Linked DNA regions of Homo sapiens: region 1 is linked to region 2. A link is a loop called in an ENCODE intact Hi-C map of the cell type or tissue named here. Cell type or tissue: sigmoid colon. All regions are shown on one strand. Links, peaks and the distances in the headings refer to the core of each region. The heading gives the core; the rest is flanking DNA. Region 1 has its middle 270 kb from the start of LINC01917. Region 2 has its middle 210 kb from the start of LINC01917.

The links. A loop is a pair of places that touch in the nucleus more often than their neighbours do. Peaks named below come from ENCODE experiments on the same cell type or tissue, not always from the same donor. Only the 100,000 strongest peaks of a DNase experiment are listed, where the experiment ranks them.
Region 1: it touches region 2 in a loop (4-fold over the local background); 3 of 110 quality-filtered maps call a loop at or near these places.

The regions. Positions count from the first base shown.
Region 1 is chr18:53,853,388-53,856,307 of GRCh38, forward strand. No RefSeq gene overlaps it. Among named protein-coding and RNA genes, the nearest start is that of LINC01917, 270 kb to the left of the region's middle. In sigmoid colon, for the core only: no CTCF peak of the experiment used is centred there; no DNase peak of the experiment used is centred there.
Region 2 is chr18:53,793,610-53,796,529 of GRCh38, forward strand. No RefSeq gene overlaps it. Among named protein-coding and RNA genes, the nearest start is that of LINC01917, 210 kb to the left of the region's middle. In sigmoid colon, for the core only: no CTCF peak of the experiment used is centred there; no DNase peak of the experiment used is centred there; H3K27ac peaks cover 251 bases.

The DNA of each region.
Region 1 (2,920 bases), core at 195-2,694, 60 kb after region 2:
TTCATGTTGTGTTCAGCAGAAGTTCACTTATTGCAATGGCACTTCATGATACGAGTGTTAAAAATTGTTTATTTAATATACTGTTGATGGGCACATGGGTTGTTTCCAAGCTTTAGCTATCACAGATAAGGCTACGACAAAAAATGTAGTGCATGGCTGTTGGTACCAAGCCGCATGCATTGCTATTGGGTCTATAAGGGTTGAATTTGGGGGGTCATAGATTGAGAGTATGTTCAGTTTTAGTAGAAAATACTAAACAGTTTTTCCAAGTGACTGCATCAATTTTTACTCCTGCCAGAAGTTTATGAGAGTTCTAGTTACTCTAAAACCTTACCAACACTTGTAATTAGTGTAATATTTTTTAACTTTTGAGATTTTTCTGGGTATGTAGTGATATCTCATTGTGGATTTGTGTCATAGTGACTAATACATTTAGGAACCTTCCCAAATATTTATTAGCCATATGGATATACTTTTTAGTGCCCAAAGACAGGAACTAGTCAAATATAGATAAGTCAAGCAACTGGAGGCAAGGAGAGGATGAACAGAGGCTAGATTCCAAGAGGGAATTTGAAACCTTGAAGGTAGTCCACTATGAAAGAAGTCTGGCTCAAGTAACCAGATTCAACAAAATAGTCAAAGTCATGGTTTTTGAGGTTTGAAAGCCTTCCAGACCCCGTTCTCTTGCCTGAATGTGAAAACAGCAGGAGAAAAGGCCTGTATTCATGAACTAGAAGAGCTTTCTCATTAAACTCCTAAGCATGGCTTCTGTGGAAGGAACCCTTACACCATGGAGCGCACACAATGGGTAGAAGAGTGACACTACAACCTGGTATCTGTCAGTTCTGTTGAGATTTATACCCCAATGGTAAAATATCGGCTCTGAGAAAACTCAGTCAAGGAGGGATGAGGGCAGCATTTCTAGTTTTCAGTGAAGATAGAATTTTTGGTTATGGGGAATTACTACAGTATGAACTTTTTAGTTTGTCAGAGATGAGGTAAGTATTGTTATCTCACGCAGTGCTACTGAAGACAGCCACTATAGGAAAGAAAAGAGAGAGGGAGATCAATCCTTCCAGCAGGTGTTGAGTTATGTTCCTGAGACTCTGTGATGAAAATTCATGTGAAATTGATTTATTTGGAAGTATTCGCAGGAAAATCTGGGGAGAGTGGGAAAGTGAACCAGAGAAGAACACAAAACTAAACAGGGATACACTATCAAGTAAGCCCCATGAATGGGAATTTTAGCTCAGTCACACAAGGAAGTTGGAGACAGTGTTGGTTGTCCCTCAGAGTCACTCCCACTAGAGACATGGGAGCTGGGGTACTTATGCCCCTGCACTGTCAGCCATTGGTTAAGGATTGTTTCAGGGAAACAAACATTCCAAGATCCTTCCTGTTTTATGGAAAACCAAAGCAGACTCAGGAGTGGAACAGTCCCTAACCACAGATACTGGTGGTGGCTGTTTGGAGTGGAAGAGCACAAAATAATCAAGGAATCCAAGGTAATATGGTAGCTTTGATATTGCTTGCTGTAAGTGGCTTCCTAGTGCCAAAGAGAATACAAAAAAATACCCCAAACTCTCTTGTAAGGGCCTCCATACCAAACATGATTGTCCATTTTTGCCTCTGCCACCTCTTCTACCATCGCTCTTCTCCCACATTCTCTCACTACAGACCTGTCTTGCAATCCCTCCTCTTCCTTCAGAGAAAGAAGTTTTCACCTCAAAGACTTTAGACTGTTTTTCTCCATACAAAAGTATACAAATGATATTTTGGATCATCAAGTACTCAGAAACGATTTAAGAATTGGTTTCCAGGGGAAAATTACTCAGGGAACACCTCCAGCCAAAATACAAATAAACCAGAAAAACAGAAATGAACATCCAGAATAGGAGAGATACAACCATCAGAAAACAGTGGTAAGAAAACTAGTAACCTAAAATTCCAAATGATTTAAGCAAAACCTGAAATTTAAGAATAGGGTTAGGTTGTGTAAGAAAAAAGCAGGGGGAAATGAAGTAAAACAAAGCTAAAGGTTTCATCTTCTTTGGAGAGAATTGTGTAGAAACTGTAAAATTATCTATGTATTAAAATGGTTTTTCAAAATAAATGTAGAAGGATAGAAAAAGATATAAAACTTCCAAACAACTAGAGAGAAAAAGGAAAAAAAAGAAAAACAAATTATTTCACCTAGAATAAAAAACTGAAGAATAAGAAAAAAAAATTTTAAAGCTATCAAATTCCATACAAATTATATATTTAAATGCAAAAATAAAATAAAAGTACGTTATAAACCATTAGGCTGGGAAAAAGCAACACGTCATCCATACCAGAAATTGTAATAGAAATGATTAATAGGTTTAACAGCATTAAAAAAGTAAAATAAAACTCCAAAGCTTGAAAAACACAATGTATGACAGAAAAAGTCAGTAGAAAAACAACATAAATGGTAGAAAAAATGGGCTTCAATATATAAAACTTCCTACACATTAACAAGGAACATATAAAAAAGAAAACATGGTTAAAAAACATAAGTAGGTAATCCACCAAAACATAAAAGCATTTGGCCAATTCAAATATGAAAAAATACCTAGCTTCACTAAATAACCAAATGAATGTAAGTTAAAATTAAGAGCTATCATCTTTTACCTATCATATTAGCACAGATTTCAAAATAGTAACAGTATATGTGAAAACAATGAGGAGCAGGTCCTATTATTGATGGGAGTATAAATTGGTGCAATATTTTATAAAGCAATTTGGAATGTGCATCAAAATTTAAAATGTATTATGCTGCTCAACCCAGAAATTCTCCTTCAAGGAATTTATCCTTAGGAGTACTAATGAAAGTTCACCAAGATATCTACACAAGAATGTTTATGTAGAATTATGCACAATAAAAAATGAAAAAAATAAC
Region 2 (2,920 bases), core at 259-2,758:
AAATCTCCAGTGAAATAGATATCATAAATTAAAAGAAAAGAAAAATCACAACTCCTGGAAGTCGAGGACGCACTTAGGGAAATACAAAGTGCACTGGAAAGTCTTAGCAATAGAATCAAATGAGCAGAAGAAAGAACTTCAAAGCTCAAAGGCAAGGCTTTTGAATTAACCCAATCTGACAAAGACAAAGAAAATAATTTTTTTAAATGAATAAAACCTCCAGGAAGTTTGGGATTATGTTAAGTAATCAAACATGAGAATAATTAGTGTTCCCAAAACAGAAGAGAAATCTAAAGTTTGAAAAACATATTTGAGGGGATAATCAAGGAAAACCTCCCTAGCCTTGTTAGAGATCTAGACATTCAACTACAAGAAGCTCAAAGAATACCTGGGGAATTCATTGTAAAAAGATCATTGCCTAGGCACATAGTCATCAGGTTATCTAAAGTCTAGACAGGATACAATAGTAAGAGCTGTGAGGCAAAAGCGTTAGGTAACATACAAAGGAAAATCTATCAGATTAACAGCAGATTTCTTGGCAGACACCCTACAAGCTAGAAGGGATTGGGGCCCTACTTTTAGCCTCCTTAAACAAAACAATTATCAGTCAAGAATTTTGTATCTAGTGAAGCTACGCTTTATAAATGAAGGAAAAATAGTCTTTCTCAGACAAACAAATGCTGACAGAATTTACCACTACCAAACCAGCACTACAAGAACTGCTAAAAGGAGCTCTAAATCTTCAAACAAATCCTCAAAATGCACCAAAATAGAATCTATTAAAGCATAAATATCACAGGACCTATAAAATGATAACACAATGACAAAAAATAGCAACAAATAGCACAATGAATAGAATAGTACTTCACATCTTAATACTAATGTTGAATGTAAGTAGCCTAAATGCTCCACTAAAAAGATACAGAATGGATAAGAACTCATCAACCTAGTATTTGCTGTCTTTAAGAGATTCACTTGACACATAAGGACACACATAAACTTAAAGGGATTGAAAAAGACAATCCATGCAAAGAAACACCAAAAGCTAGCAGGATTAGCTATTTTGTATTTTTTTGTTTTGTTTTCTTTTGAGACAGTCTTGCTCTGTTACCCAGGCTGGAGTGCAGTGGCACATTCTCAGCTCACTGCAACCACTGCCTCTTAGGTTCAAGTGATTCTCCTGCCTCAGCCTCCCAAGTAGCTGGGATTACAGGGGCCTGCCACCACACCCAGCTAATTTTTGTATTTTTAGTAGAGACAGGGTTTCACCACATTGGCCAGGCTGGTCTCAAACTCCTGACCTCAAGTGATCCACCCACCTCGGCCTCCCAAAGTGCTGGGATTACAGGCAGTTGCCACCACACCCAGCATGAGAATCTATTCTTATATCAGGCAAAACAAATGTTAAAGCAACAGCAGTTTAAAAAGTCAAAGAGGAACATTATATAACGATAAAAGGACTACTCCAACAGAAAATATCACAATTCTAAATATATATTCACGTAACACTTGAGTTCCCAAATTTATTAAAAAATTATCACTAGATCTATGAAATGAGATAGACAGCAACACAGTAGTAGTCGGGGATATAGTACTTCACTGACAGCACTAGATGAGTCATAAAGACAGAAATCAAGAAAGAAACAATGGACTTAAATTATACCCTAGAAAAAATAAACGTAACACATATTTACAGAACATTACCCAATGACTGCAAAACAGACATTCTATTCATCAGCATATGGAACACTCTCTAAGATAAACCATATGATAGGTCACAAAACAAGAAAAGAAAACTAAAATTATATCAAGTACTCTCTCAGACTACAGTGGAATAAAATTGGAAATCAACTCCAAAAGGAACCCTCTAAACCAAGAAAATTAAATAACCTGCTCCTAAATGATCATTGGGTCAACAATGAAATCAAGATGGAAATTAAAAAATACTTTGAACTAAACCATAATAGTGACACTAACTATCAAAACCTTTGAGATACAGGAAGAGTGATACTAAGAGGAAAGTTCACAGGATTAAATGCCTACATCAAAAGTCTGAAAGAGCACAAATAGACAATCTAAAGTCACACCTCAAGGAACTAGAGAAACAAGAACAAATCAAACTCAAACAGAGCAGAAGAAAAGAAATAAGCAAGATAAGGGCAGAACTAAATGAAACTGATACACAGACACAGACACAGACACACACACACACACACACACACACACACACACAAAAGATGAATGAAATTTCAGCTCTTCATTTATACCTCATTTAAAGGATGGCTTCATTCAATGAAACAGTATCTGTGAGAACAGATTATAAACTTGAAAGTGCTTATAATTGTCATCACTACCACCTCCACCACTATCAGCCCCAAAAAGTCCATAGACCACAAGATCTGGGATAGCTAATAAGTGTCATCTTCCAGCCAGCTTTATCAATTGGGAGTGGTTTCTTGGAGCTCTGGGTTGAGAAGGACTCAGGCTGCACACAGGATCCAAGGGAAAATATAGTTATGTCTATTATGTGAAGACATGATGAGCAGAGGGTGATCACATGAGAATCAGAAGGTGAACATGCCAGGCATGGGTGGGAAGGCTGGCCTTTTGGATTATGATACTGGCCAAAACTTCAATAATGACTCAAAGCCCTATTACATTGCCCAAGAATTACATCACCTCTTGTCACCCTATGACTCATGTTGTAACCACAGATAAAAGAACAAAATTTTAGTGAACTAGAAGAGCCTGGAAAGTTTTAAATGAGCTGTATCTCACAATACAAAGCCTTCTTCCAACATTTTTAGAACTTACATTTTAAAAGTTATGATTTTCAAATTGATTAAATGAAACAGAGGTGATCATTTTAGCCTTGGGAACTTCTCACCATCCTCAATCTTCAATTCCCAAAATTACATTC